4 separate regions of the Mus musculus genome follow, and regions 2, 3 and 4 are each linked to region 1. The links are chromatin loops, found by intact Hi-C in ENCODE. Cell type or tissue: gastrocnemius. All regions are shown on one strand. Links, peaks and the distances in the headings refer to the core of each region. The heading gives the core; the rest is flanking DNA. Region 1 holds the start of Ipo5 (importin 5). Region 2 overlaps Farp1 (FERM, RhoGEF (Arhgef) and pleckstrin domain protein 1 (chondrocyte-derived)). Region 3 holds the start of Gm33173 (a long non-coding RNA gene). Region 4 overlaps Gm33173 (a long non-coding RNA gene).

Region 1 (7,839 bases), core at 913-5,912:
GGCCTTGTAGATTTGAAGAAGAAAAAAAGTATTAAATGGTCTGAATAAATGAGCCGGGCGTGGTGGCCCACACTTTTAATCCCAGTACTTGGGAGGCAGAGGCAGGCGGATTTCTGAGTTCGAGGCTAGCCTGGTCTACAGTGTGAATTCCAGGAAAGCCAGGGCTACACAGAGAAACCCTGTCTCAAACCTCTCCCCCACCCCCAAATAAAAGGAGAAACATTTTAGAAAATTTAAGTCTTTAGACCACTTCAACAAAATGTAACAATGTATGTTGTAACAATGTGAGTTACACTGTTCACCTCCTTGTAAGAGCAACAGTGACCTTAGCCAGGACCCTGTAGACTAAGTATTTTTATTTTGGCTGAATAAATTTACAAATATATTCTCGGAGCCCATGCCAATTGTTCAGCTTCAATAAAGTATTTTCATAGTTGTTTCATCTGACTTAGTATGTCCTCTTGTTTGGGTTACTTATAAATCTCCCCAAACAAATTGAGGAGCTTTTGTGCCTTTTTTTTTTTTTTTTGGCGTTTTTCTAGGAAGTTTTATTTACAACTTACTATTATACCATATGGTATCAAGGACCACCCTGACCCCGAATTTGCTCTTTTGCCAAGTTAAGAAAATTCAGTGTCGCAGTACTCACTTTCTATATACATTCTCAGGACATATTAAGGAAAAACGTAGTACCTAAATATCTCCACTAGGAATAGAGACAAAGAGTACTTATTTCCGATTGTTCTTTATGAGAAAATGCGCTGAATGCTACTAACGATCCCTAAAGGGATGTAAGAGATAAAAAGATTTACAACAGGCACCAAATTGGAATTCAAGCTGAACCGGACACTGGTATTTAGTTCAATAGAAGAGCGATTCCCCACCAGGCTTGACAATAGACTTAAGCAACTGGAGGGGAGGGGGAGAATTAAACTAGCTTACTAATTACAAAGCAGTTCTGCTCTGCAACACATGGAAATTTCTATTATAGGGTGGGATTAAGAACTTGCTTTGGTTTAAAAAAATTACCTCGAGTTTGCACAAAGTATCAAAATGTTTAGGCATCATCATATCCTAAGTGGAAACTGTTGCAAGTTTACTTTTACGCATACTTTTACATACATATACTACCTTCGTCCAGACAAGTATACACGTTATTTCTATGTGCAGTACTCTTGGACCGCACTAAAAGTATCGGATTACTCACTCACAGGGAGATGCACCTATCTATATAATGTATGGTCTTCTGGGTGACAATGTGAAAGAAACTGAGGGAAAATTCAATTTGCAGAACTATGTATACTATAAATCCACCCAGGTAACATAATGTATACACGAATGCTTTTAAAGATACGTTTTCAAGGAAGGCTCATGAAATAAACGTGGAGAGTGGATTAAGAATTGTACCCTTTGAATTTCCCCCTATACACTGCATATTACTTGAATAAGGCGGGCATGGGAACTGGTGCGCTCAGGAAACTTGGCTGGGGGACTGCCACAGGTTTGAAGGGCCTGTGTAAACTAGAGAGCCAAACATCGCTATCTCCCCTCCCCCCAAAATTAAAAGCACCATTAAGAAGGACATAGTTTAAAGCACCATTTCACACAGAAGTTAAGTCTCCAACTTCTTTACTTACTAAAATCTAAGTGTGGCCAGATTATCCATTCTACTCAAAGCGAAATTAGCAACTGTTTTAAAAGACAGCTCCCAACTTTAGGTCGGTAAGTACAAGACATGTCAACGTCACTAGCTATATATAAAAGACATCTTTGCTTTGTAAGTAAAGCTATTCACACATCCTCAGAGTCTCCTAAAAAACTTCAGACCCATGGGTCGTAAGGAGCTCCACGTATCAACTTTCCTAGAAATTACCTCACAAAAATCTGAGCTTCAACACTAACAATGTATCTTCCGTCTTCTAGTGAGCTAATAATATTATTGCTAGCTTGCAAATGGGCTTATAACTGTATCTGAAATGGAACCCTTGATCTAAGACTGATTGAGAACGATCTGTGTTATATGAAAAAGAGATGGCACTGGCCCAGTTAGACAGCCACAGCCCCCAGTATATCCCGTTTATAAGCCCAAATCTCTAGAGATCAAACAAGATTCGAAGGAAGAAGAGCAGAGCGAGGTGGTCAAGCAGGGATCCCTCAAAGGCAACTTCACACGATCTTGAAGGGACCGGCGTGTGCAGTTCCTTTTAGAAACCAGAAAGGGGCTCGGGGGAAAGACGCCGTAAGGCAGCGACAGGCAGGACACGCGTTCTCCCTGAGCTGGGATGGGGAAGGGAGCGGCTGGGGTGGTGGGGGAAGCGGGACGGGTCAGGAGCTGCCGGGGTCTGGCCGCCCGCGAGGGCTGGCGGGCCACGCGGGGAGGGAGAGCAGGGCTGGGGTGCAGGGCCCGCGGGCGGGGCGCGTCAGGCGCGGTGGCACGTGTGCGCGGGTCGGCGGCGAGGCAACCGGCGCCGCCGCCGCTGCACGGGCCGGAAGGGCCGGGGCCGGGCGGGAGGCGCGCACGTGGGCTGCGGGGCCGCTGTCCGCCAGCCGGGCCGACCCGCGCCGCTCGGCCGGCCGGCCGACGAGCGCCCAGGGCCAGCCGGCCGGCCGCGGAGGAGAAGGATCGGCGCGCCGGGGCCGCCGATTCGCTTACCTCCGCCTGTTTCCGGACCACATTGTCGGGGCTGAGCAGGTTTCCCAGGAGCAGGTAGAACTGTTGCTGCTCCGCCGCGGCCGCCGCCATTGCGCTAGGCGTGAGAGAGAGAAGGAGGGAGCTGTGAGGCGCGCTGGCGGGCCGGCGGGAGGGTTGGGGGCGGGCCCAGCGCGGCGACCGGCACCAGCGGCGGCGCGGGGATGAGGGGCCGGGCGAGAAGGGCGGGGCCGAGGGGGCCGAGGGAGGACGGGGCGGGGCCTCGCGCCCTCTCACCCGGCCGCGGCCGCCGACGCCGGCGTCCCATTGGCTCGCGGCGCGGGGGGCGTGCCCGAGGCCGCCCCCCCTCGAGGGCCACGCCGATTGGTCACGCACCCTGCGGTGTCGTCACTCCAGCGCGCGCCGGGAGGCGGGGCTGGCGGGCGTGTGTGGCGGCCAGAGGGCCGCTGTTAGGACGAGGTTGGGGTTCCCGGGGCGCGGGTTGGGAGGAGCCGATCCGGCTGGGCCGCCGCGAGGGGCGTGAGGCCGGGCCCGGAGGAGGGGCCAGCTCCTGAGCGCGGGAGATTTCGGCGCCGCGGGCTGGCTGGACTCCCTTTCCCTGCCGCCCGCCGCGTAGCCGCGCCTTAGGGCTTTGGGGCCCCGGGACCCCCCTCCCTAACCCCATCCCAATCCCCCCAGCAGCGAGCACACACGCATACACACACCCGCCTCTGCAGACCCCTCCATCTGTCTGGCCCTGTGGTGTCGTGTCGTCCCCCTCAGCCTGTGACTCAGGCGGTCCCTACCCTCCTCTGTCCTGTGACTCACGTCCAGGGACTGTCCCGGAAGAGGGGTTGCTCATCACGGACTCTTCCCCCCTGCACCTCTCCGTCCCGGATCAAATCACGCACGCTCCCCACCCGGGAACTGCCACCCATCCTGGTGTTTGGAGCTTCCTTGCTCTCTAAGGATGGGAGAAGTCATGAGCCACTCCCTAACGTGGTCGATCCATTGATAGTTGATGCGTGCCAGCATGGAGGGGACCAGAGGCTGCCTCCCTCTCACCTCCTAAACTCTAGTGCTTAAACACCAGCGTTGGCCCATCTTTCTATCTGGGACTGCCTAAACAGGAGAGAGCAGAGCTCAAACTGAAACACTTTGAGAATCATGTCCTATTCAGAATCATGTCTAATGTCCACAGACTCAAATGCTCATATCAAAAGAAAAAAATAATGTATGAAATGGTCCTACACTGAAAAAAAAAAAAAAACAATGTGGCCCAAGAATGAAAGAGCATCCCCAGTTGGAAACTAGTTCTACAAAATAGATGCGCTGGCCTCCAGAAAAGCAGAACGTAATCAGGGTTGCAGCTACACCTATAGAGGGGAGACCTTTCTCCACAATTCAGATTCTGTTGTAAAAATCTTGACTGGCTCTCAGCTCCCAAGTTTATCCCAGCTCCTGTTTGCCCAGACTCAGTTAAAAGCCTACTGTGTGTCCAAAGCATTGCCCAAGTTGAGGATGACAGCAGGTGAAAAGGGGGATGTATGTCTTGTGTCAAAAGGACTCGACTACTTCCTAAGGAATAGGTTTCCACAGCCTGAGGCCTGTAACTACAGCTCAGCAGCTCATGGGATTTATGTTGAAGTTTTTTATTTCTTGTTGGCAATTGTGCATTTTGAAAGTATTAAATATTTTCTCTTGGGTGATTTTAAAGGTTGGTCTTACATCATCCATGGTCAGGTCATGCAAAATCTGGCCAGAAGCCCTGGGATCACGTGGAATTGTGGGAACCAGTCCCGGTTTCTACAGTGGCATTTAGTTGATTTGTGGAGAAAGTCACCCCCTCTACTATTAGCTGCCACACTGGCGGGATTCTTTCTCTACAGGAGGCCAGCAAAGCTATTGTGTAGAACTGATTTCCTACCTTGAATTCATTCTTTGGCCACATTTGTTTTCTTCAAGGTCAGACCATTTCCGACATTAGTTTGGAGTCGATTTTTTTTTTTTTTAATTTTGATGTGTGTGTGTGTGTGTGTGTGTGTGTGTGTGTGTGTATGAGAGAGAGAGAGAAAGAGGGGTAGGACATGAATTACTCATTCAGAGTTCTTAAATTGGGGAATTACATACTAACAAATTTATTTATTTATTTATTTTTGGCTTTTCGAGACATGGTTTCTCTGTGTAGCCCTGGCTGTGCTGGAACTCACTCTGTAGACCAGGCTGGCCTTGAACTCAGAAATCCACCTGCCTCTGCCTCACAAATGCTGGGATTAAAGGCATACGCCACTGCGCCTGGGTAACCAATTTTTAATTAACTAGGTAACAGTGAAATAAGACAAATTACCTAGAGGCTTGCAAATATATATAGTCGTAGCTAAAACTATAGATTTTCCCACAAATCAGATTCTGTTATAAAAATCTTGGCTGGCTCTCGACTCCAAGTGTTTATCCCAGTGCCTTTCCCCAGACTCTGCTGAGAGCCGAATCTATACATTGCATATATGCAGGGTTGGGGGATGTAGATGAGTGGTAGAGTGTTTCCCTAGCATGCATGAGGTCCTGGGCTTGACAGCACTGCTAAGAGGAAGCCTGAAGATTCGTGCCTGTAAGCACAGCACTCAGGATGTGGAAGCAGGATGATCAGGAATTCAAGATCAAGCTCTCCCTTGGCTGCATAAAGATGAGAGCAGTCTGGGCTACATGAGGCTTTGACTAAAACAACAAACAAATATTTATGGATGATTATTAAACAATAAACACCTCAGCATAAGTTTGTGCACCAAGAGCTCTATGGGAGTAGTAGTTGTTTTATTAGTTTCTGTTTCCTTCGATTGTTTTGTGGGTCTCACTGTCTACCTCTGGATGGGCTTGAAATCACAGAGCCTCTCCTCCTCCTTCTCCCCAAGCGCTAGGATGAAAGGCGTGTGCCTATTGATGACTCAATGCGTTCAAAAGGAGATGTGCTTTTAGTTTAAAAATGTAAAATGTGCATAGAATTTTAAAGACAATGAGACATTAACATTTTATATTGACAACAAGTAGAAAGAGTATATTGGGTTAAAGTCTACTAATGAAATTAACTATGTTATATATAACATAGTTAAAATTTTTAGCTGTTTCTCTTATTAAAGTATGGCTAGTTAGAAACAAAAATAACATGTAAAAACACATATTTTACTTCTATTGGATAGTGCTTTGCTAAAGAATAAAATAAGGGGCTAACACAGTTGCACTGTATAGTTGGTCATTTAAACTAGGTATTGACTTAAAGGGATATGAATCAGTTACCTACAGTGTTTTCTGTCGCTCCCAGTTTTTGACTTGATTCTCAGGGATTTGGAGACATGGCACAGCGCTTTCTGACCGGTGTTCCTTGCTTCGGAATTTCCTTTCCTTGCTGGCTTGACATAAACAGAATTGAAGACCTTTAGAAGACAATCAGGTCAATTCTGAGCTTGTAAGATAAAAATTTACAGCTGAGCCTGGTGGCTGGTGGTTCAAACCATTAGTCCCAGGACTCAGGGTGACCTGAGTTTGATCCCCAGGACTCCCATTAGAAAAAGAACTGTGTCCAAGTTGTCCTCTGACTTCTACACATTTGCTGTGGTGTGTACACACACACACACACTTACTTGGTGCATGTGTTTTTTAAATCAAGTACTGGTCAAGAGCTAAAGAAAAATCATTTTCTGGAGATGACTGTTTTTATTTAAATGTGGCAAATGGCTTTACATACCGTCCCCCTTGCTGCATTTCAACCATGAAATAAAAATACACTTAGCAGAAGGATTTCATTTTTAAGATTAATGTTTTTACTTAGAAGGCAAATATGTTGAATGGAAAAGAATGGAAAAAGACACATCATATAAACAGTCTCCCAAAGAAGGCCGACGGACTGCACTGATGTCACCCAAGCAGAGTCCAGGACCAAAAGCCTCCTTAGAGTTGCGTGTGGGGGTCGCTGAAACTGGAGGAGCTGGAGTCTCAGGTCACCTGGGGTTCTGTCTCAAATGAGCTCAATTCTTGGAAGCCACATGAAGGCAGAAGGAGACCACCTTCCCACAAAGCTGTCCTCTGTCCTCTAAGTGTGTGTTTATGGCAGCCCTTGTACCCACAGACATACATAACATACATGTTTTACAACTTGTCGTTATTGACAGGATACTTCTATTACAGAAGGGTCAACCCAATCAGAGAGATACAGGGCTAAGATTTTTAGTATGTTATTTCTTTATATGTGAAAGAAACACAATCTACACATATCTACATGGAATGGGTATGAGAGTATGCATGTGAGTGCGTATGTGCCATATGGTGTGTGAAGTCAGAGGACAGGGAGTTGGCTCTCTCCTTCCTTCCACCATGTGGGTCTCGGGGATCAAATTCAGATTGTGTGACTTGGAGGCAAGAGCCTTTACTGGCTGATCTGTCTTGCCAGCCCAGACATAGAAGTTTTAAACACATGAATCTAAAAATGCCCCAAATAAAGCGTGAACCATGTAAGAAATGAGACAGCTTGGTGAGAACAGTTTGAGATGTTAGTCCCTACCTTCACCATCTGATAGGATAGCCAGGTATATAGACAGAAGACAGAAGAGAGACAACCGCTATAAAATCCAGTGTCCCTACTAGGTTTGCATAGGACACCACCCACTAACAGCTGTGAGTACACATTTCCCCAGTGCACATACAGCATGATCCAGGATGGATCCCATTTTTAAAGAAGGTTGCAGGACTGGAAAGATGGCTCAGAGCTCCGACTGCTCTTCTGAAGGTCCTGAGTTCAAATCCCAGCAATGGTGGCTCACATCCATCCATAATGAGATCTGATGCTTTCTTTTGGTGTGTCTGTAGACAGCTACAATGTACTTACATATAATAATAAATAACTCTTAAAAAATAACTCTTATAAATAAATAAATAAATAAATAAACAAACAAATAAATAAATAAAAAGTTTGCTGCCGGGCGTGGTGGCACACGCCTTTAATCCCAGCACTCAGGAGGCAGAGGCAGGTGGATTTCTGAGTTCGAGGCCAGCCTGGTCTACAAAGTGAGTTCCAGGACAGCCAGGGCTACACAGAAAAACCCTGTCTCGAAAATTCAAAAAAAAAAAAAGTTTGCAATCATAAAAAACTTCGCCACAACAGATTGAGATTAGATTTAAGGACCAAAAGAAATCTGAGAACTTGACATGTATGTAGAGAT
Region 2 (7,839 bases), core at 1,756-6,755, 310 kb before region 1:
TTAATCTATCTGTAAGAAAATGGGCAGCCTGCTATTCCTGGAGGGCCCACACACTAACTGCAAACCTAGACTGACTTACGTCCTGCAATTGCAATGGGCTCTGCTGTGCTGCTGGGCTCCTGTCCGCATGTCCCCTAAAGCCCTGTTCACAGCCCCGTGTCCTGACACCTCTTCTTACCATGCAACACCAGCAAGTTTATTTGACCGTAGCTCTAAAGTGCTTACGGGTTCCACCCTTCTCTCTTCTGTCTCTTTCGTCTACAAGACCAAGGGGAGGAGACCATGTTTTGCTGCAGCCTGGGTTCTTTACAGCCATGATTGATAATGAAGTGAGGCGCCCTTCAAGCCCGCCAGTCATTTATCCATCCACTAAAATCTCAATAGTCACCACTATGATATTTCTGCTTACTCAGGAACTTGAGAGAGTGGGAGACTCAACACGGCGGGTTCTCTGAACATCAAACTGTGTTGGGGACAATGATGGGGCTGCATAGAAATCTCAGATAGCTTTTGTTTATCATTGAGCCAAAAGGATGGGATTTCTGAAAAAGCATGTCTTCATTTATGCCAAGAACCAAAAACAAAAGCAGAAAATAAAACCTGCCCCACCCATCTGGTAGGGTTTATCAGTCTTGGTGGATAAGTCGGTGAAACAACAAAACCCCTGAAACTCTAAAGACAGTGGTACACTAGCGTTAAAAAGAGGCAAACTGTGGCTGGTGAGATGGCTCAGCAGGTAAGAGCACCTGACTGCTCTTCCAAAGGTCCTGAGTTCAAATCCCAGCAACCACATGGTGGCTCACAACCATCCCTAATGAGATCTGACTCCCTCTTCGGGTGTGTCTGAAGCCAGCTACAGTGTACTTACATATAATAAATAAATAAATCTTAAAAAAAAAAAAAAAAGAGGCAAACTGACTGTAAAATAAGAACCTTGGATGGGAAGACCAGACTCCTTGCCTCTGACTTTCAAACTAAGGAAGGGCCCAGTGACGCGGACAAAGCACACTACCAACCGACTGCAGCTAGGGCTGGCTCTAGCTTTACTTCAGCACCGTGTTCCTGCCCTAGAAGCCCAGATACGGAAGGCAAAGAACTCACTGGCCCAGGGCTGTTTGTTGGCTCTGGGTGTCTTGTGACTTGGGTTCTTAGCCCTGGCCAATGCTCCTGGACTTGAAGTCTATCAACCACGGTTCCCAGATGGCTGGTGACTTCAGCCCACTAGGGAGACTTTCAACTCAGTCACTTGTTTGTGGCGAGTGGGGGTGGGTGAGGGTGACTCATTCATAAGACCTGAACTAGTGTGAAGGCCCTTGGTTAATACTGCTCTGTGGAGATCAGAGACACACACGTGGTATCCTTCTTGAAATGGCCATGTCACCTCCCACAGCAGCAAAAAAGATGCATTCTTTTAAAATAAAATCAACCCCCCCCCATATGTGTGTGTTTGTGTGTGAGTGTGTGAGTGTGTGTGTGTACACCACATGTGTGAAGCTCCCCATCTAAGCCAGAAGAGGGCATCAGATCTCCTGGAGCTAGAGTTACAGGTGGTTGTGAGCTGCCCTGTATGTGTGTGTGTGTGTGTGTGTGTGTGCTGGGAACTGAATTCACATCCTCTGAAGCACTCTTAACAGAATTCAGAATCCGTTTCACAAAAGAGACCCTAAAAGTATCTTGGACTGTAACGGTTGTGTATTAGTCAGGGTTCTCTAGAGTCACAGAACTTATGGATAATTTCTAAATAGTAAAGGAATTTATTGATGACTTACAGTCGGCAGCCCAATTCCCAACAATGGTTCAGTCGCAGCTGTGAATGGAAGTCCAAGGATCTAGCAGTTACTCAGTCTCACGCAGCAAGCAGGCGAAGGAGCAAGAGCAAGAGCTAGACTCCCTTCTTCCAATGTCCTTATATTGTCTCCAGCAAAAGGTGTAGCCCAGATTAAAGGTGTGTTCCACCACACCTTTAATCCCAGATGAAAGGCATAGCCCAGATTAAAGGTGTGTTCCTTAACTCGGAGATTCAATCTTCTGGAATCCATAGCCACTATGGCTCAAGATCTTCAAACCAAGATCCAGATAAGGATCTCCAAGCCTCCAGATAAGGGTCACTGGTGAGCCTTCCAATTCCGGATTGTAGTTCATTCCAAATATTGTCAAGTTGACAACCAGGAATAGCCACTACAGGTTGGAAGATGACTTGACAGGCTTTAAGGCCGTCTCACTTCATTATCAATCAAGGCTGCAGAGAACCCAGGCTGCAGCAAAACATGGTCTCCTCCCCTTGGTCTTGTAGGCACAGATGGAAGAGAGGAGGGCGGAGCCTGTAAGCACTTCAGAGCTAACGGTCACATAAACCCTACGGACATGTTTAGTCGATTAGAGACTAGTGTCCGATTTCCCTCTGTCCACTCCAGTGAAAACAGCCCGCTGACAACCACTAACCTGGTAAGTTCTTCCTGGAGCTGTGTGTGGTCGGGAGGGAAGAATTTCACAACAAATTTAACAACGACGTGCTTCGGTCCTGAAAAGAACAACAACATCAGTAATTGTGTGGCGATCCAAGCCTTCCAGGTCCCCAAGAAAGAGTTTCAGCGACTCATCTCTGTCACCCCAAGGTTTCCAGAGTCCAGACACCACCACCACGGAGCCACCCAGAATGGCCACAGCTGCTAGGTCAGTAACAGGCAATCATCTAAGAACCGTCCACAGTACTACACTCAACTGCTCAGTATCCTCTGGGTTTTTAATCACTTAGCTGTATGTCACCAAGTGCTTCTGGTCTGTTGTTTGTTTTTGTTTGTCCAGACAAGGCTTCTCCTTGTAGCTCTGGCTATCATGGAACCCCTCTGTAGACCAGGCTGGTCTGGAACTCATAGAGATCCACCTGCCTCTGACTCCAGCGTCCTGATTTATGTGTTTGTGTGTTCATTTAGTGCACTGGTGTTTTGCCTGCACGTGTGCCTGTGTGAGGGTACCAGACCTCCTGGAACTGGGATTGCAGAGAGTTGTGAGTTGCTATGTGGGTCCTGGGAATTGAAGTCAGGTTCTTGGAAGAGTAGCTAAGGCTCTTAACCAGTGTATTTAAATCAATCAAATGTTTTTGGTTTATTGGTTGTTGTTTTAAACAGGATCTCACTATGTAGCTCCAGCTGGCTTCAACTTCATGGAGATCTGCCTGCCTCTGTCTGAGGCTGGGATTAAAGGCAGATAACACTATTTGCAGACCACCCGTCTTTATCCACAGGTAGACTCAAGTCATCGGAAAGGGAGATAATGAGATGTGAAGCCTTCATACAGTTTAGGGTGTATAGCTGTCTACAAAGCAAGCATGGCTGCTACCACGTCATCAAACACATCTTAGCTCCAAGACATGCAGAGAAAATACAGATGAACTGGGGCCCTGTTTATGTCATTGTCCACCGCAGCCTTTACAGTCTCATGCACATATCCAAGGATCTACAACAAAATCAGGAAGTGGCTGGAGAAGAACGTGATGGAGAACTTTTCAATTCAGCAGAAAGCCAAACTGAGTACAATGTACTGATTTGCAGTGTGAGACTTCAGACTGTTGGTGGTTGTAACAGCCTCCGAGGGGCTGCCATCTGGAAGGAGAGCAACAGGTCAAGCAATGTACTCTAAAGTGAAGATGTTGGCTGTGTACAAATTATGAGAGAAGGCAAGCCGTGGAGGCTGGACAGATGGCTCACTGGGTAGGAGAACTGGCTGCTCTAACAGAGGCCCTGGGTTTGATTCCCAGCACCTACACAATGACTCAGAACTTTACTCCCAGGTGATATGACACCCTCTTCTGGCCTACTTGGGCACTGCATGCACATGGTGCATACAATCTTTTTTTATTCTTTTTCTTTTTTTTTTTCCTCTCTTAAGCCAAAACATAGGCATGCTGAGGCTAAGGAGCCTGTGATATTCCCAATTTAAGCCTAAACATGAGGGGACATGGTGGCACCAGCTCCAAGGCCACCTGGAGTTTAGGGAAAGGCGGAGTGTATAGCACAGGTAAGAGGGAAAGCCGACCCTTTAATGTCAGTCAGACACTGGCTGATTCCAAACAGCCATGGTGGCCTGAGGAGACAGAGGCCATTGCTTTCTCCATATTCAGGAGGGTCTAGAGGGACCGGAAGCTAGGACAATGCTGTTGTCAATGCCAAGTGACATCTTCATCACACGGGGCCAGTCACAGCACACAGAGGAGACGCTGAGGTTGTAGCAGGCCTGTCCAGTTATGACTTTGCAACCATGGCTGCTGTCCCACCACAAGGGGGCCCCTCATGCATCGCTACAAGAATAAGTGACAATCATCTGGATCCACAGAGAGATGCAGGAACTGCTTAGTTTAAATGACTGGAGGCCAGCATCAAATGTAATTGTAGGAGGGCCTCACAGACACTTCGTTGCATGCCTTTACATCCACAGCAATCAATAGGAGTGGCCTAGGGGTGTTTCTTGATCAGAGAAAAGTGAGCTAGGACATGTGGTGAGCTTCAGGTGCAACTACAGCCTGCAGTTCTGGTCTTGTCCACTCGAATCTGGGCCGTTTGGGACAACATTTAAGAACACAGCTTATCTCAAAGCAGAGAAAATGATAAGCTGGTGCTCAGGGGCCAGGAGACTGAGAACAAAAAACCATGCTTCCTCTTTCCTATTGTTCTCATGGGCCCCTTAAGCTCTTCTAATATACAGGCTGGATTCATATTAGAGTTCTACTTGCTCATCAGATACATACAACACACACACACACACACACATACACACATACCATACACACACACTCACAGACACATACCATACCTACATAACACACATAACCCACCACACACACACACACACACACACACACACACACACACACATACCATACACACACATTCACAGACACATACCATACCTACATAACACACATAACCCACCATACACACACACACACACACACACACACATACACACATGCCATACACACAAACTCACAGACACATACCGTACCTACATAACACACACACACCACACCCCCACCACACAGACACATACCATACCATAACACACACTACACCCCCCACCATACACACACACACTCACATAGAAACATACATCCCATACATGCATCTCATACACACCCACCCCCACCCCACCCACCCCCCCACACACACAGAGACAGACACATACATACCATATATACATACCACACACACACTTACAGAGACCCATACAACCACAGTCATACAGGCACACACACGGTCACATACACACGCTCACACAGACACACATTAAGCACACACAATCTCACGCTCACAATTAAGCACTTTCTCCCCAGACAATGCTAGCATTCTGATTTCATAGGCTCTGAAAAGAAGATTAGAAAACCTCAAGTCTATTTCAAGAACAGAAGGCTCCACCCTTCCCCTGAGCACAGAACAGTTAAAACAGCAAACAGCACAGAAGAGACAAGCGCAATTATTCTGGGGGCTTAATAGCAGGCATTAGTCATTAATCAAGATGATGTTTGATTTCTAAGCGAGGTTTTGATTACCAAAGGATTATGCATGAAAATGGCGGAAGTTGCCTATTTTAACAGTCTGTGGATTAGTGGGTGCTGACAAGCTGTCATGAGGGAACAAGGAATTTGTATCTCTAGGGATTCATGTCACAGACAAAAAGACACCTCCACTTGGGAATCACCTGGCCTAACAATTGCTGTCACCAGGAAGCTCAAAGGATACACTTACTTCGAATCTGCTTCACAATGGGCTTCAGGAGATCCAGCCACACCTAGAGCAAACGGAGACAGAATGTCAGCAAGAACGGGCAAGGGTCTGGAGACCATTTCAAGCTACTGAAAGGGAAGTACTTTTGAGAATGTGAGGTCGTGAGCATTTTTTCTTCTAGAATGCCACATTTCACAGTGCCACATCCTATAAATCTTTTGTTTTATTATTTTCTGTGTACAGGTATTTTACCTGCATGTATGTCTGGGTACCACATTGTGCAGTGCTCCTAGGAGCCATAAGAGGGTGATGGATCCCCTAGGACTAAGTTGTAGATGGTTGTGAGCCATCATGTGCATACTGGGTACTGAGCCCAGGTCCTCTGGAAGAAGACCACAGCTCCAAGCTCTGCTAACTCCTTTTATAGATTGTTCTAGTGCACATTCTGCAGATACTATGCCTGAACCTGGCCATTAAAACCTCTTTAAGGGGCTGGAGATGGCTCAGCGGATAAGAATACTGTCTGCTCTGTTGGAGAACCTGGGTTCAATCCTCAGCATCTACAAGGCTACTCACAACTGCGAGTAACTCCGGTTCCAGGGCATCTGACGCCCTCTTCTGGCCTCTGTGTGCATTACACGGACGTGGTACTCTTACATACATGTAGGCAAAACACTTATGTACATATTAACATATATGTAAAAACACCCTTTCTTAAGTACAGGTGGATGGTGAACAGGGGTGGATGGAGCCCTCAGCAGTAGAATGCTGAGCTGTGCTAGGAACTAAGAGCTGCAGCAGAGCAAGGTTCGGTTCCCAGTGCCGTGTTCCCAGTGCTAGGCAGCTAACAACCATCTGTAACTCCAGCTCCAGGGACTCTGATGAGCCTGGCTCTATGGACACCTGCACTCAGGTGCCCAGACACACCTACACGTTTAAAAGCAATAAAAACAAACATGTTTAAAAGCCCAAATTTTTAAATCTTATTTGTGCTTTTTAAACGTGTAGATATTTACCCATTCTGAAGATATTAATGAATGAGCAGCTAATGAATGGTCACATTAGTGGCCAAATGAAATATGCATGATATATACCTATATCTCTCTATATGGTCACCTATACACAAAATAGAAAAATCCTTGAGAGTCAAGAGAGGAGGGATAAGTATTTATAGATTATCCTACATCACAGACTATCTACTATCACGCATGTTATCTACATACATACATGCTATCATACATCACATGCCACCTAAAGTTATCTGCCCCTCAAAGCCAGAGGGACTCCTGGGGTCCAGGAGAGAAACTTGAGTCATGCATGGTACAGGATCCATCCTAGAGGCTCAGCTAGAACTGAACTAGGTTCACTCACCCCTAAGTCCTAACTCTCACCTCTATGCTCCCTGCATGTAATTCAAATCAGAGAAAGAACAGCTGGCCTTATTAATAAAACACAAGCTAAGCACACAGTCTATGCATAGCTTTTTAAAAACTGCCCTTGAATTGCTGGTCAGTTGAAAAGGACTCTCTTTGTACCTAGGACAGAACCAAGGTTAAAATCCTCGTGGTGAAAAGAAACATAAGAGACAGACGCTGCCTGTAGAAGTGATGTTGGGAATGGCAGGTCTTTACACAGAGAAACTTTCAAGGGCAAAGAAGAAAATGCCGACAGCGGGGAAGGATTTGTGCTGGAAATCTAAATCACAACAAGGAAATACCACCTCAGGCATTAAACACGATACATGTGATGTGTGTTTGTGTGTGTGTGCATGTGTATGTGCCTGTGTGTGTGTGTGTGTTTGTGTGCATGTGTGTGTTGTCACTGAAGAAGGCCAGGGCACAATTCTTATTTATAGGTAAGGTGTTGGCACAGCTGGCTACAGGTGCTGCGGCAGGTATCTGAAGGTGTCCCTTCACATCTTCCTCCATCTGGTCACCTGTGTCTGTAAACGTGTATTTGTTCATACAAAATGTATATCCAATGAATGCTAACCTTAACATTTTTATGACAGTGATACAATGTTTACAACAGCCTACATGAAGCAAGTAAATGAAGTAATGGATGTCTACGTGACGCATCACCGGGCAGGATGAGCAATGATGTTCTTCACCGAGTGTGT
Region 3 (7,839 bases), core at 1,272-6,271, 63 kb after region 1:
CTGTTAAATGTAGTTGTTATTTTACCCCAAGACAAGTGATGGAACCCTGTTATCCCTGAGAGATGTGTGTGTGTGTGTGTGTGTCTCTGTGTGTAGTGTGTCTCTGTGTGTACCTGTGTGTGTGTATGTTTGTGTGTCTGTGAGTGTGTATGTGTGTGTCTGTGTGTGTCTCTGTGTGTATGTGTATCTGTGAGTGTACATGTGTGTGTCTGTGTATCTGTGAGTGTGTCTGTGTGTGTATGTGTTTCTGTGTATCTGTGAGTATGTATATGTGTGTCTGAGTGTGTCTCTGTGTCTCTCTGTGTGTATGTGTATCTGTGAGTGTGTCTGTGTGTGTGTATATGTGTGTGTGAGTGTGTGTGTTCCTCGTTCTCCTGGGTGGCCCCTTCTGGTCTGTCCTGGTCTAAGCACTCTTAGCTCATGGTCCACAGGGGTTTTCCAGCTGGTCCAGTCGTTCTCCCACTAACTATGATCTCCAAGGACAGAACTGTGATCTTCCCATGGTGTCTTTAGGAGTTAGAGCCAGTGATGGTATATAAGCATCCTTAAATATTTTCTGCGTGAATAATGACATTTGACAAATTATGACAGGGGAGGGAAAGTATTCTAGAGACATTGTCTCACAGAGATGGCCAGTGCTGGTGTAACCCCAGCTTGTTAGACATAAAACTGTGGCCCTAAGTGACTGGATAGATTTGATTTAAGTTGCCCTTGAATTCGAATATCTAGTTCTTTAGAAATTTATCATCTTCTCTTTCCTCTTTGTTTCTGAAACAGTTTAGAATCAAAGCTGAGTTCAAGATCAGTGTGACTGGGCTACTTAGTGAATCTTCTGTCTGTTTTATGCTTGTATTTGAACTAAATCTAAGATTTACAAAAGACATTCAAGAAACCCGGTGAAGGAAGGCTGATGCTACCCTTCACAGAAAGAGTGCACTTGTAACTTGTCTTTAGAAATGGTTCCTGGGTCAAGTTTCATTAACAGGAAACTTGCCTTGTGCAGTGGTGCACGCCTTTAATCTGGAGGCAGAGGTCAAACCAAGGCCAGCCTGGTTTACAGAGTGAGTTCCAGGACAGCCAGGACTACACAGAAAAATACTTTTTTGTTTCATATATATATATATATACCAAATAGCAAAATCCCAAAAGAATACAATAGCAACAACAAAAACAACTGTAGGCTGACTTTCCCCTCATTTAGCCCTTTAAAATGGATCTTAAATATGAAAAAAAAGTCAACATTTGTTTATTTTCTTTTGGTTCAGGGCCAGAAGTGTAAGTTGCTGGAAGTGTTGCCCAGTCAGGAAGAGTCTGTGGAGTGAGCTTGAATGAGAAGGTTCTATTGAGTCAACTGTTTCCCCCCATGACATACACACACACACACACACACACACACACGGCTCCTTTATTCAGGTATCTATTCTTTGTTAATTTTCCTCGTGAAGAGAAAAGACTTAGCTATTGTTTTAGAAGAGATTTTTATTTTTACTTATGTGTATATGAGTTTGTGTAAGCGTATGCTACATGTATGTGAGTGTAGCCACATGTGTGTGAGTATAGTCACATGTGTGTGAGTGTAGCCACATGTGTGTGAGTATAGCCACTTGTGTGTGAGTGTAGCCACATGTGTGTGAGTAAAGCCACATGTGTGTGAGTGAAGCCACATGTATGTGAGTGTAGCCACATGTGTGTGAGTATAGCCATTTGTGTGTGAGTGTAGTCACATGTGTGTGAGTAAAGCCACTTGTGTGTGAGTGTAGCCACATGTATGTGAGTGTAGCCACATGTGTGTGAGTGTAGCCACATGTGTGTGAATATAGCCACTTGTGTGTGAGTGTAGTCACATGTGTGTGAGTAAAGCCACTTGTGAGTGTAGCCACATGTATGTGAGTGTAGCCACATGTGTGTGAGTGTAGCCACATGTGTGTGAGTGTAGCCACATGTATGTGAGTGTAGCCACATGTGTGTGAGTGTAGCCACATGTGTGTGAGTGTAGCCACATAACAGTGGTTCCATATGGCTTAGTTCATCTGTCGATGTGTGCCAGAATCACCATAAACGCGGCTTAGCACATACGCAGACTACAAGGTCGCGTTGAAATGTTTAAGGGATGAACTCCCCTGTGGGCAGGTGCACTCCAGGCTCCCTAGTCTTGCGTCTCATCCAGGAAGAAAGCTCAGATGCTGGAGGACGAACCAAGAGGGTAAGACTGTCAGATGTGCCACCAGGCGCCAACCAGTGTGGATTGTTCCTGCGCTGCTGGGATATCCGAGACTGTGAAGTCTGATTCTGCGCATTTGGGCTCCCAGCCTGCACTCTGTTGGGGAGGAGGAATTACAGCTTCCACGCACCAGGAGTCCAAGGCTGTGCTCCCAGAACAGAGGACGTGGCAGACAGCACTGGGTACAAGCTGATGCACGAGTGGGGGTGGACAGAGACAGTGGATGCCCTGAGGAGAGGGGCTGGAAAAGAAGAGGCTGGACACCTCAGTCTCCCCGTTACCCAGTTTGGTCAGGCTTGTGAGGATGCGCAGGCCGCCGGGCAGACCCACTTTCCCAGCAGCTCAGGACCCCAGGGAGGGAAGGTAGGTCAGGGCCATCTGTATCCACAACGGGGCTGAAACAGTTCTCTTGCAAGCGATGACGCAGAGACAGAAGCAGAGCAGACACGGCCATTATTTTAGGACTTTCTCAAATTGTTCTCAGATTTGGGAATTGGTTTCTAAAGAAAGTGTACACCCCATTCCTATTCTCTCTGAATGAAATGACCTCTTTATCTTTAATTGATGTTACAAGTATATTCCTAAATATATAAATAAATCTGCTCAGTCTGTATAGCCTTACTCGTATGTCTGTGCTTTTATGGTTCAGATGTTTGTGTATTGCTTTAGATTTGTCTGACTCGCTGCTCTTTCTGCGACAGCAGGTTGTAAAAGTCGGTTCAGACTAGCCAGAGAGGGGGTGGGCCTAGGCTTTGTAGAAATTCTGAACAATACATTCCTTTTAAAGGGTGGCAGTGTTTTTATACATCATCTTTCTGATTCACATAAAGACTCGAGCTGTTTAATCTTTCCGAGTAAGGGGCTGTCATGCCCTCCCCCACCCTCCCTAACCCCACACTGTGGAAACTGCAGACCTTCACTTTTCCTGGGCTTTGTCTGCTAGGACCTCCCTTCTAGACTCTGCATGCATCACTGGGTACCAGCTTTCCATTTGGGTGGAAATGGCAGGGTGTGGAGAAGGGAGAACAGGAGGGCGATAATCCTGTTTCTTTTTTCTCTCCCTATAACAAAAATATCACCACAAGGTGATTATAAGGAAGAGCTCTCTATCTCTTACAGTCAACGAGCTGGGGCGCTCCAGAGGGAGAGGTTCTCATCTGGCCACGCCTTGATGCTGCATCATCCTGAGGAGGCAGAGGACCAGGTGTTTCCTTTGGTCTGCTCAAGCCTCGCTCACTGGATCTATCTGTATCTCTCTCTCTTTCTTTCTTTGTTTCTTTCTTTTTGTTTGTTTGTTTGTTTCTTTCTTTCTTTCTTTCTTTCTTTCTTTCTTTCTTTCTTTCTTTCTTTCTTTCTTTCTTCCTTTCTTTCTGGCCTTGATCTATAGTCCTGGTACTCCCTGTGTGACCCAGGCTGGCCTTGAACTTGTGACAGTTCCTGAGTTCCGGGAGTCTAGGCACACACTACCATTCCTGGACATTGTCTCCTCATTACACTCTCTTTAGAGCAGTGATTCTCACCCTTCCTAAGGGAGCAATCCTTTGATACAGTTCCTCATGTCCTGGTGACCCCCAACCTTAAAAGTATTTTCATTGCTACCCCATAATAACTTCGCTAATTATATGAATAGTAATGTAAACACCGGATATGCAGGATGTCTGATATGAGACCCCTGTGAGAGGGTCTTTCAACCCCAAATGGCTCATGGCCCACAGGTTGAGAACCACTGCTGGCTTAGAGTGTCTGCCTGTCCCCTGCTTGGATCTGACCCAGTGCCTTCCTAAGTCCACGGTTTTTGGGTACCGTTCAATTCTCCTCTCCAGTGTCCCCTTGTAGCTGTGGCCACCTCCATGCATCTAACCCCACTCCCCCTGACTCTGCTTTTCCTTACTGTGCTCTTCTAGATCTTTCCCTCCTCCTGTTTTCACTACAAGTGGTGCCCTTGACTGACAAGCATCAGGTGTTCACCCTGTTGTTGATTTGAATACCGAATATTTATATTTATTGTCTCCATGACTGAGGATCAGTCCTCCACGGCATACCTGCGAGTGTGAGCCTCGGAGAGGCTATGCCAAGGCACACAGCTGGGCTTGAAGTCAGTGCTCCTGCCTCCCAAGTCTGAGCTCTTCCCTCTGCAGGCCATGCCAGCCTAGTGCTAGCTGAGTGTCAGCCGAGTGTCAGCCGAGCGCTCCTCCCTCTGCCTGCTGAACTTGGCTTGAACTTAGCAGAAGGTTGGTGTGTTCTAAAAACAGCTAATATGACTTCAGGGGTTTGAACTGTAGTAGAGTGCTTTTTGCTAACTCATTCATCAGAGACACTTGCCTGCCTCTGTAATTCACTGTGATTCTAAAAATTACCCCTGGCTCCCTAAAGGGCTCAATTTTAGACTCCCAGTGTCTTGACAATACAGGATTCACTTAAAACTGGAGCAGCAGGAATTTTTTTTTCTAGCACTTTCTTTTTATATCAGAAATTGGAAGTAGCAATCACTGTAGTTTATTCCCTGCAAAAAGATGTAGATAAACCTTTGTTAAGAGTGGGGCAAGGTGCAGCCTGGGCTTTGGCCTCTGACAGGCAAACACAATCACTATTTGATCAGATCAGCTCCTTAAAGAGTGAGGAGGAAGAGGAGGAAGAGGAGGAGGAGCAGGAGGAGGAGGAGGAGGAGGAGGAGGAGGAGGAGCCGCCACAGCCTGGCTTTGGCATCCTACAAATCCAGTTTCAAGCTCCAGCTGGGTGACCTTGGTACTCTCAGCTCCTCCCAGCCTTGGCTTCTTCAGCGGTGAGAGATGAGCAAACAGGTCATGAGGTCTCAGCAATGCTCCGTGATTCAGCTGCTAAGCCTCAGCCTGACACTTCAGCAGAGACGGCAATGTCACTTTGTAGAAACCCTGAATCACCATTAAGGACTGAGTGAGAGTGGAAGGACTGCTAGGGGAGGAAGATCCTGGAGTAAAACCTGTGCGACAGGGAAGCCTAGGGACAGGTTAGCCTGGGACTCTGCTTGGCTTGAGATAGACACATCCCTTTCCCAGCAAAGCAACTGAACCCACACCCTCTCAGAGCTACACACACACCCCTCTCCAAAGAAAGCAGTCAGGTCAAATCGCCCTGGCAGCTCTGACTCTCTTCCTGTGGCACCTTCTCAGAACTGTCTAGGACTGGCGGTTGAGTGCTGATCCGGCCTGGGCTGATGGAGCGCACTCTCAGTAGGTCACACTGTGTTCTCTAAGTGAACTTTTAGGGGGAACCCCCTGTTTACCATCTCATGTCTAGGCATGATTGGGCACACAGACAATTGAAGTCAGATGCATTAGGGTGAAAGACACACTGTGAACAATGGCTTACGTAACAGAACCCAGTCAGTTAAAACAAAAGTCTGCCCTTAGCAGCAAGTCCTCCTTCAGGTGCTCTGAAATCCTCTGTCTCCGGGTGTCCTGCTCCCTTGCAGAGTCTGAACTCTGTGCTTGCTACAGTTTACCTTCACTGGCAATCCCAGAACCACCATTCACCAGACAGAGACCATTGATTGACAGCACAGTGGGGCAGAATGCAGGGGATCATGGGTGGAGGAAGCCGTGTTGGCTTTGAGTGAAAAATGAGTCAGGTGACCCTTTGTTTTTTGTTTTTAAAAAATATTTATTTATTTATAAGTACACTGTAGCTGTCTTCAGGCACACCAGAAGAGGGCGTCAGATGTCATTACAGATTGTGAGCCACCATGTGGTTGCTGAGATTTGAACTTGGGACCTTTGGAAGAGCAGTCAGTGCACTTAACCACTGAGCCATCTCTCCAGCCCCCAGGTGACCCTTTGCTATTGGAGGGCAGCATTGTTCTTTGGGACAGACCCTTCCTGAATGCAAACTTTGGGTCCTAGAAGAAGCTGCTGAGGTACTCACTGAAAAGGTTCCTATGAAGTTTGAGGCCACCATCTTTGGCTGAGTTTCTGTATGAGAAGGCTGAAGGGAAAGCGGCTGTTTGGAACAACCCCACCCCAACCCTCCAGTGGTAGATAATCCACAGATTTTAGACAGAGGGTCACGAATGGCTGGCATTTTCCTAAAAGGGAGGGGCTTGGCTCACCAGGGAGTGGCACTGTTAGTAGGTGTGGCCCTGTTGGATGAATTGTGTCACTGTGGGGGTTACTCTGAGGCTCAGGATCTTCCCAGTGAAGAGACTCTCCTCTTGTTTGCCTTATGAAGAGAGTCTCTTGCTGGCTGCCTTCACTGCCATGCTCTCACCTTGATGATAATGGACTAAATCTCTGAACCTGTAAGCCAGCCCCAATTAAATGTTGTCCTTTTTAAGAGTTGCCTTGGTCATTGTGTCTCTGCACTGCAATGGAAACCCTATAGATAGCTGGCCAGAGGAGTTGGTTTGACAACATTGTTACTGGAAAAACTATGGTAATCAGTTACTATTCATATAGATAAAGCTTTAAACACAGTGCTTCTCCCATGAAACATTATCAAGAAATGGCAGGGATGGATGGAGAAATGCCTCAGTGGTTAAACTCTTTTATTTATTTATTTATTATTTATTTATTCATTCATTCATTCATTCATTCATTTATTTAATGGGGTACACGCTACAGTTTTTTTATTTTATTTTATTTTATTTTTTTTTTTATGGGTGGTTAAACTCTTACCAGCAAGATGGCTCAAGGCCGGTATGGAACCACAATTTACATTCCCAGAACTGGCAGAAATGCTAGGTTGGTGTGGTAACCTGCCTGTAATTCCAACACTCAGAAGGCAGAGATAGGAACTGTAGAGCAAACTGGTTATCCTGCCTAGCTGACATCTTTGTTACTTTTCTTGTTGCTGTGACAAGACACCATGACCAAGGCAACTTAGAGAATAAAAAGTTCATTGGGGGCTTAACAGTTTCAGAGGGTAAATCAATGAACATTATGGCAGGAAGCATGGCAGCAGGCAGCAGGCAGGCAGGCACTACAGCAGGCAGGCATGGCATGGCATTGCAGCAGTAGTGGAGAGATTACATTTTGAGACACATATATAAGGCAGAAGGCTAACTGAGAATGGTGTGTGCTTTTGAGATCTCAAAGCCCAACACCAGTGACACACATCCTTCCAGTGAGGCCCGCTGCTCCTGCTCCTTCCCAAACAGTACCACCAGTGGTGAATCAAACACTCACACTTGTGCTTCATAGCATAAGTGTGGAGGTCAGAAGACAATCTCAGGAGTTGGTTTTCCCTTTTCCATCCCATGGGTTTCAGGGATCAAACCCAGGTCTTTAGGTTTGTGTGGCAAACACTTTACCCCCCCTCCCCCCCAGCCTTCTTGCTGGCCCCAAGACAGGGTAACCATGGCTGACCTGGAACTTCACCAGAACCCTTGCACCAGGCCTGGCTAGAGATTTCCATAGAAAACCTCTGGTGCCCAGGCCCACAAATGCATGTGTGTGTGCACTGCCTGTGTGTATGCATGCATGTATGTGCTTGTGTATGTGTGTGTGTATGCATGCATGTGCATGCATGTACATGTGTGTTGGTGTGCATGTGTGCCTGCGTGTACTCTTGTGCATGTGTGTTTTGAAGGGAACCAGGAGAAGACTGGCATGCTCTGCAGGCTGCCAGGAGGAGGGTCTCAAAGC
Region 4 (7,839 bases), core at 1,634-6,633, 75 kb after region 1:
TGTCACTGGGTAGCCCACAAGGTCAAGTATCAGTGGCCTCTGTTGATCTGGGACCCTCTGGTAGGACTGTGCCACCAGAGACCTTGTTTCAACTCAAATCTCCTAGCAAATGACTTCAATATAAATGAATTTGGCTATGTATGCTCGGTAGGGCAGTCTCCCAGCTGCAATTCAGAAAGCATTAAAAACAAACAAACAAACAAATGGAACCTGTGTGTCACCTGTGGGGTATCCTATAGGATTAATTTCTAAGAACAGTGTCATCCACTCCCATAGTAAACTCACACAGTGGGGCCAGAAGGATCACTCAGGAGGAAAAGGAATTTTTTGTGAACCCCCCACAACTTGAGATTAACCCCTCAAATCTTACAGCAGAAGGGGAGAACTGACCTCCGAAAATTGTCCAACACAGCACACACGGGATACCTTTCTCTCAGAAACAAAATGAAAACGAGAAACAAACCCTCAGGAAAAAAACGAAAATCAGAACGGAAAAGCAAAAGACCAGTATGGGGCAGAGGGCGGGGTGAGGGGTGGTGCAGGAGGATAATCAAAACAAAGCGCAATCAAACCATCAAACCGAAAGCCCACAGAAATCCCTCTGAGTTCACTTTGTGGTGTCCAACCATTCCTCTAGATCTTCAGAGAAACCCAGCCCCTCTCAGGACACTGCCTGGCTTCCCTATTCTTTTTTACAACTGCCTGGGGGTGGGGGGTGGGGATCATGTTCCCTGGCGCTCAGTCACTACCTTGCCTTCTCTAGACAACAACACTCACTGTTCAAACGTTGCAAGCGCATCCCCAGCAGCAGCCCACGTTCCTCCTTAAGACATTAGGGATACTACAGAAACATCAGAGGACAGTGACGTCAGAGTGGGCTTCCCTGGACCAACAGCATCTCAGCGCCAGTCTCACGATCTCGACTCCACAGCCCCTAAGTCTTGGGAGTGGGCCCGAGCCCTCTAGGATTTTAAACAAGTTCATTGTGTGATTCTAATGCATGATGAATTAGCCTTAAAATAAGATGCCTTTCTTGCCTCCTTCTTTACCCTTCTGTCTGGCTGACATCGCCAACACGTTTTGCTCTGCTCTGCTCTCCCACGGTGCCACAGTGCTCCCCACTACTCACCAAGGGGGCGAATCTGACCAAGTTTTCCTAGGCTCTGGAATTTGGAAAGGCCACCTGGATATCCGTGCTGTTGTTTCTTGTCAAGATAAACCCTAGTCTCTCAGCACTGCAAATGCCAGGAGCCAGGAACTGGTAAACCCTGGACGGAATAACAGAGTGGGCACTCCAACATCTCCAGCAGAGGTGCTCTGTGGTAGTGTATGTCTCTCTAGCTATCGCACCCTGAGGGAGGAGGCTCTCTGGAAAGGTCTGTATGTTACAACAAGCTGTGTTTTCATTGTTGGTTTGGAATAAGGGAAAGTTGGTTTATAACCTAGGCAGCCTCAAATGCCTGTCTTTCCCGAATCAGCCCACCCCGATCCCCGTCAGCTCTTGTGTGAATTGAGTTATTGGTTTGTTTAGAGGTTTCTTTCTTTCCTTTTTTTTTTTTTTTTTTTTAAAGATTTATTTATTTATTATATGTAAGTACACTGTAGCTGTCTTCAGACGCAGCAGAAGAGGGCATCAGATCTCATTACGGGTGGTTGTGAGCCACCATGTGGTTGCTGGGATTTGAACTTCGGACCTTCGGAAGAGCAGGCGGGTGCTCTTACCAACTGAGCCATCTCACCAGCCCCGGTTAGAGGTTTCAATAGGCTGGGATGGCTTACACCTTTAATCCCAGCACTTGGGAGGCAGAGGCAGGCAGATATCTGAGTTTGAGGCCAGCCTGGTCTACAGAGTGAGATCCAGAACATCCAGGGCTCCAAAGATAACTTAAAAAAAAAAAAAAAAAAAAAAAAAAAGACAACAGCCCAGCAATGCTATGCCATGTCCCTCCCCCATCGCCCCTCCCAGGACCTGTGATTGCTCTAGGTTTCCATGGATAACCCAGGGTGAGCCTACTATGTGCTGGTGAGGAGAATATCAACCTGTTCAATAGCAATGCAGGCAACCTTGGTACTCTTTGCTACAGATGTCCTCACAGGTCATGAAGACAAGGAGGTGGAACGCCTTGTCAGGCCATCCCGTCCACCTCAGCTTAGAAGTCTTTCCTTTTCGTTAGTGTTTGAGCAATAAGGCATTTCATTTTAGTCATTCCAAATCCCTCGACTCTCGAAACACACATGCAGAGTTGAAAATGTGGCTTTAAAAAAGAAAACATGGAACTTTGGTGAGCCTTCAATTAAGAGCGTCCTACGCTAACTGAAGACACAGTCGTGGGCCTTGTATGGCCTCTAGATCAATAGCTGGCAATCCCTACTTAGAGCTACCGTCCAGTACCCACCCAGGTGCTGACATTCTCCCTGTGCTCCCTCTGGACCGGTTGTTCTTAACCCTTTGGGGTGAGCGACCCTTTCATAGATATTTATATTACGATCCATAACAGTAGGAAGATTACGTTTATGAAGTAGAAACAAAAATGATTTTCTGGTTGGGGGTCACAGCCACATGAGGAGCTGTGTTAACAGGCTGCAGCCTCGGGAAGGGTGCGAACCACTTCATCTGTCGACAAAAAGTCCCCTTTCCAAACCCAGTGCTCTCGCTGTCTCAGGAAACCCCTGATGGCCATGTTTGCACACATCCTCTCTGATAGACAAATGACGACTAGGTCTCTCTTCCTGAAGCACAGGGTGAACCCTGGCAGCCGCGGCACCTGACAGGGCTTTGCGTGCATAACGGATGCAGGCAGTGTGATGTGCAGCTTGAGGGCTTTGTGCCTGATCTCAAGCTTTATCACCAAGCCACACCCCAGCTCTGTTTAAGTGTGTTTTAAACTTGTCATATATGCGATACTTATTTTTGGTCAGAATATAGGAATTCTTTAGCTGCAAGAGCCCTTGAAAATTATATGTCAACTCACTCCCCCCCCTCCCGCCCCCACATCCACCCCATAGGTTTTGCAGAAAGGAGCGAATTTTGGCTCAGATGATTAGCTGAAGATCTCAGAGAGCAGAACTGGGAAGTCGCTCGCTAGCACGGCTTGTCCTGATAGATTTTTATGGCAGAATTGGCTAGACTTTCGCTTAGCTCATCATGGGACAGTATGAATGAATCTTTTAAAAGATTTTTATTTTAAAGAAGATTTATTTTAATTAATACATATGTAAGCACACGTCCCTCGGTGTGTGCGGTATGTGTGTGGTGTATGGAGGGATGTGGGTGTTTGTAAGATGTGCATATGTGTGTGTAAGGGGTGTGTATGTAGAGGTATGCATGCATTTGTGTATGTGTATGGAGGTGTATGTGTGTGTGTATGGAGGTGTATGTGTGTGTGAGAGGAGTGTGGTGTGGGGCTGTGTGTATGGAGGTATGTGTGTGTGTGTGTGTCTGGAGGGATGTGTTTGTAGGGTATGAATATATGTGTGTAGAGGGATGTGGGTGTTTGTAGGGTGTGAATATATGTGTGTGTGTGGGGGGGTGTGTGTATGGAGGGGTGTGTGTGTAGAGGTATGCATGTATATGTAGGTATATTCGTGTGTGTGTGTGTGTGTGTGTGTATGTGTGGTATATGGAGGGGTGTGTGGGTTGTGCGTGTGAATGCAGTGCAGTGCTCATGGAGGCCAGAAGGCACTGGATCCCCTGGACCTGAGCTATATATAGGAGGATGTCAGTCATCTAAAGTGGGTGCTGGGATCTGAACTTGGGTCCTTTACAAGAGCAGCATATGCTCTGCTAAGCTGTCTCTCCAGCCTTTTATTTTTATTTTAGTGTATGTGTGAATGTCTGCATGAGGGTAATGGAGTGTGTGTGTGCACTCGTGTTCATGTACGTGCATGTATATTCGTATGCAAGTGCATGTTTGTGTGTGTGTTCCCAAGGAGGCCAGAAGATATTTATTTTATGTATGTGAGCACACTGTCACTCTCTTCAGACACATCAGAAGAGAACATCAGATCTCATTACAGATGGCTGTGAGCCATCATGTGGTTGCTGGGAATTGAACTCAGGACCTCTGGAAGAGCGGTCAGTGCTCTTAACCTCTGAGCCATCTCTCCAGCCCCCAAGGACGCATTTTTTAAAGCAGGACTATTGCTCTCAAACCTGACTGGTGAGAGTACAGGGGAGAGACTTGGGGATTTGCAGGTCTTTTATTCATTATGTCTCCCTGAGGCTTTAAGGCTTAGCTTGGCATCAGATAGAGACTTAGCTCCATCTGCTGTGCAGGCTGAGTGTCTTTCTGGCTGTCCTTAATTCCCAAAGCTGAATCACAACCATCATTTCACGTCTCGAAAATTTAAAACTGAGCCAACATCATATGCTCCCGACTAGGAGAAAGGCTAGTATCTCCTGTGGGCTACCCCTCTCTGAGTGTTTAGGACCCAGAGGGTTATAGGGTCTGGTGGTCGGGGACAGGCAGGTGGCAGGAAAAAAAGCCAAGGTTCAATCAGTACTATGGTTCCTTCTGGCTGTCATGTGGCCTTCAGAGCTAACTCTGAGCTCTTCCAAGGTAGAGAGGAAAGAATCTCCTTTGGGCAAACATAGCCCTTGGCAGTTGGTGCGGCCAGTGACACCTGGGCTAGACTCCAGTAACCACTTGCTTGTTTGAGCTAAGGGCTCCCCACGTGAGAAGGTTACCCTGATTAAGGAGGTCCTCTAGCTCTTCCCACTCCTGTCTGACAGAGGGAGGCTGGCTTCAATACTGACTGTCCTCTGTAGAGCCACTGTGGTCCCTGGGGGAGGATGAGGATCCCTGCTTTCTCCATCCCTAGGCTCACACATTTTACAGCTCAGTCCTTTCAGTTCTCAGTGGCCATATTACTCAGCATTTCTGTCGATGCAAGAAAACACCATGGTCAAAACGCAAGCTGGGGAGGAAGGGGTTTATCTGCCTCACACTTCCACATCCGTATTCTATCACTGAAGGAAGTCAGGACAGGAACTCCAATAGAATGGGACCCTGGAGACTGGAGCTGATGCAGAGGTTGCTAGTTCCACATGGGTTGCTCAGCCTGCTTGCTTATAGAACGCAGGACCACCAGCCCAGGGATGGCTCCACCCACAATGGACTGGACCATCCTCCATCAACCACTGTGGTGGTTTGAATATGCTTGATCCAAGGGAACGATACGGTTAAGAGGTGTGGCCTTATTGGAGGAGGTGTGGCCTTGTGAGAGGAAGTGTATCACTATGGAGGTGGGGCTTTACATATGCTCAAGTCTGGCCAGTGTGAAAATGTCTCCTGCTGCCTTTCAGTCAAGTTGTAGAATTCTCAGCTCCCCCAGCACCGTGTCTGCCTGCACATCACCATGGACTGAACCTCTGAAACTGTAAGCCAGCTCCAATTAACTGCTTTCTTTTATAAGAATTGCTTTGATCATGTTGTCCCTTCATAGCCATGAAACCCTAATTAAGATAACCACTGAAGAGAGCGGGTTCCTCCTCTCAGTGATTTTAGCTTGTGTCAAGTTGACATTAAACTGTCCAGCACAACTGACTCCTTGTCAACCTGACACAGACATCACTTTCCTTTCTCATTCATCCCCACGGTCTCACATTAAAAATACAAATAACTTTAAAAAAAACCTCGCAGTTTTTACAAACTCAATCACGTTAAAAATTCAAAGTGCCTCAAACTACGCGTTCCTGTAAAATAAAATAAAGTTAAATATTTTCTTACTTCGAGAGAGAAGAACCAGAGAAAAGTCACAACGAAATCAAAGCAAAAGCAAACTCCCAAAAGTGTAAATCACTGAGCATTCAATATCTGAGCTCCACTCATGGTCTTCTGGGCTCCTCCAAGGGGCGTGGGTCATTCTCTGGCTCTGAAGCACACACAGCTTGTCTTCCAGGCCTCGCTGGCTCCACTGCACAGCAGCTGCTATTCTTGGTGGTCATCCATGGTACTGCCATTTCCAAAAGGCCGGGGGGTTTCTGCTCTCATCAGTAGCTTTTCATTGACTCTCTTCACGGTGCCAAGCCTCACCTTCTCTTTCCTGGTCCCTTCAGTCCTAGGACTTCAACTGCCACCAAGGCTGCACCTTCCCCGGTGGCCTCTCCTGGCCTCTCACAGTGCCAAGCCTCAGCTGTTTTCCATGGCCCCTTCCTGACTTCAAAACTGGTACCATCTGGATGACTCTTATACTACCAAGTTCAGATGCCAGCATGAGGTACAAACTTGGCTGCCTCTGGAACACAGCTTCTGTGTGCTGACTCTCAGGAAACACTTCCCATAAGAGTTAACCTCAACCTCTTAATCACTGATAATTTCTCAGCTCCGGCTGGCCAGTATCCAGTATCCCAACAAAGCAAAGGTTTCACGTTAGTAGTTCTACTATCGTGTTAAACACAGCTGATTCTTGGGCCCCAGCTAACCAGACTCATGAAATCTCAAATCAAAATAGCAAATGGTCCCGATAGTTTTTAAACTTCCCTCTGAAACTTCACAAGACAGGCCTCATCTTTAAAAAAAAAATATTTATGAGTATACCATCTTCATGCTCCCCAGAGGAGGGCAATGGATCCCATTACAGGTGATTTCGAGCCACCTTGTGGTTGCTGGGAATTGAACTCAGGACCTCTAGAAGAAGAGTCTTAACCACTGAGCCGTATCTCCGCCCCCCTAGGCCCCATCTTCTGTTCTGCTTTTAACATTCTTATCTTCCAAGCTCCTACAGTACACTCACCAGGTACTGAGCACTCTGGCTTTTCTAGCCTCAAGTTCCAAAGTCCTTCCATAATCTTCCCCAAAATAACATGGTCAGGGTTGTCATAGCTCTACCCTACTATACCCTACCATCTTGATACCAACTTGCTTTAGTTAGGGTTTCTATTGCTGTGATGAAATATCATGACCAAAAGCAAGCTGGGGAAGGAAGGACTTATTTAGCTTAACACTTCCAGATCACTGTAGAAAATCAGGACAGGACTTAGGAGAAGGACCTGGCGGCAGGAACTGATGTAGAGGCCACGGATGGGTGCTGCTTACTGGTTTGCTCTGCATGGTTTGCCTCGTCTGTCTTGCTCAGTCTATTTTCTTATAGAACCCATGACCACCAGTCCAGAGATGGCATCACCCACTGTAGGCTAGGGCCACCCCTACCAATTACAGTGTGGAGGCATTTTCTTAATTGATGTTCCCTCCTCTCAGATGACTCTGGCGTGTGTCAAGTTGACATAAAGCTATCCAGAAGAGTGGCCATTCCAGGAGGTAAGAAGACCCTGGGGTTGGCTGTGTGGTCTCCTCTTCTCCCTGGAGAACTTTGTGCTTCAGGCTCTGAACAGAGGTAGTCTGAGCTCTGCTCTTTTGCTAACCACAGGGAACCATTTCTTCTCTTAAAGACTGAAGTATCTGCAGTGAGACCCACCCCTTTTCTTATTTTGACGTCTCACTTGTTCTGAAACAGAACAACTTCTATCATGGGGCAAAAAGGCACAAAACCAGAGACCTCTTGACATGGACACATAGCACATTGCAGTATGGTCTTTCCTGGTCTCCAGGGTGCAAACGATGCTAGGAGTCAGATCTCATGTGCAGAAGAAGTCAGCCAGCGGCTTCAAACCTTCAGTGGGAACTGCCAAGCATTCTGATCTTCCAGGAACTCATCCAGGCGTCTGGGGGAACGGCTCTGTCTTTATTTGCATATGGAATTCTGGGGGCTGACTCATTCTCTGAGCAGCTGGCCTCACTTGTGGTTTGTGCAAACCCACGCTGAGAAGTTGAGGCCAGGCTCTGGTCAAGGGCTGGGTCTAATGCAACCCTAGGGCAGCTGGGTCGCTTATATTATCTC

Evidence for each region. Peaks named below come from ENCODE experiments on the same cell type or tissue, not always from the same donor. Only the 100,000 strongest peaks of a DNase experiment are listed, where the experiment ranks them.
Region 2: it touches region 1 in a loop (4-fold over the local background); 3 of 42 quality-filtered maps call a loop at or near these places.
Region 3: it touches region 1 in a loop (2.9-fold over the local background); 26 of 42 quality-filtered maps call a loop at or near these places.
Region 4: it touches region 1 in a loop (3-fold over the local background); 26 of 42 quality-filtered maps call a loop at or near these places.

What each region holds. Positions count from the first base shown.
Region 1 is chr14:120,906,158-120,913,996 of GRCm38, reverse strand. Ipo5 (importin 5) reads right to left here and starts at 2,803. Exons shown (of 26, transcript NM_023579.4): 1 at 2,654-2,803. The coding sequence starts at 2,743. In gastrocnemius, for the core only: a CTCF peak has its summit at 3,142; DNase peaks (open chromatin) are centred at 2,392, 2,985 and 4,404; H3K4me3 peaks cover 2,511 bases; H3K27ac peaks cover 2,400 bases.
Region 2 is chr14:121,217,322-121,225,160 of GRCm38, reverse strand. Farp1 (FERM, RhoGEF (Arhgef) and pleckstrin domain protein 1 (chondrocyte-derived)) reads right to left here. Exons shown (of 27, transcript NM_134082.3): 4 at 5,742-5,784; 5 at 2,443-2,521. Among named protein-coding and RNA genes, the nearest start is that of B930095G15Rik, 27 kb to the left of the region's middle. In gastrocnemius, for the core only: CTCF peaks have their summits at 4,274 (motif pointing right) and 6,332 (motif pointing left); DNase peaks (open chromatin) are centred at 4,273 and 6,360.
Region 3 is chr14:120,843,831-120,851,669 of GRCm38, reverse strand. It overlaps Gm33173 (a long non-coding RNA gene), which reads left to right and starts at 3,330. Exons shown (of 4, transcript XR_874989.3): 1 at 3,330-3,425. In gastrocnemius, for the core only: a CTCF peak has its summit at 4,338 (motif pointing left); no DNase peak of the experiment used is centred there; H3K27ac peaks cover 2,304 bases.
Region 4 is chr14:120,832,371-120,840,209 of GRCm38, reverse strand. Gm33173 (a long non-coding RNA gene) reads left to right here. Exons shown (of 4, transcript XR_874989.3): 4 at 1-478. Among named protein-coding and RNA genes, the nearest start is that of Gm33173, 12 kb to the left of the region's middle. In gastrocnemius, for the core only: a CTCF peak has its summit at 4,275 (motif pointing left); DNase peaks (open chromatin) are centred at 4,317, 4,541 and 5,968.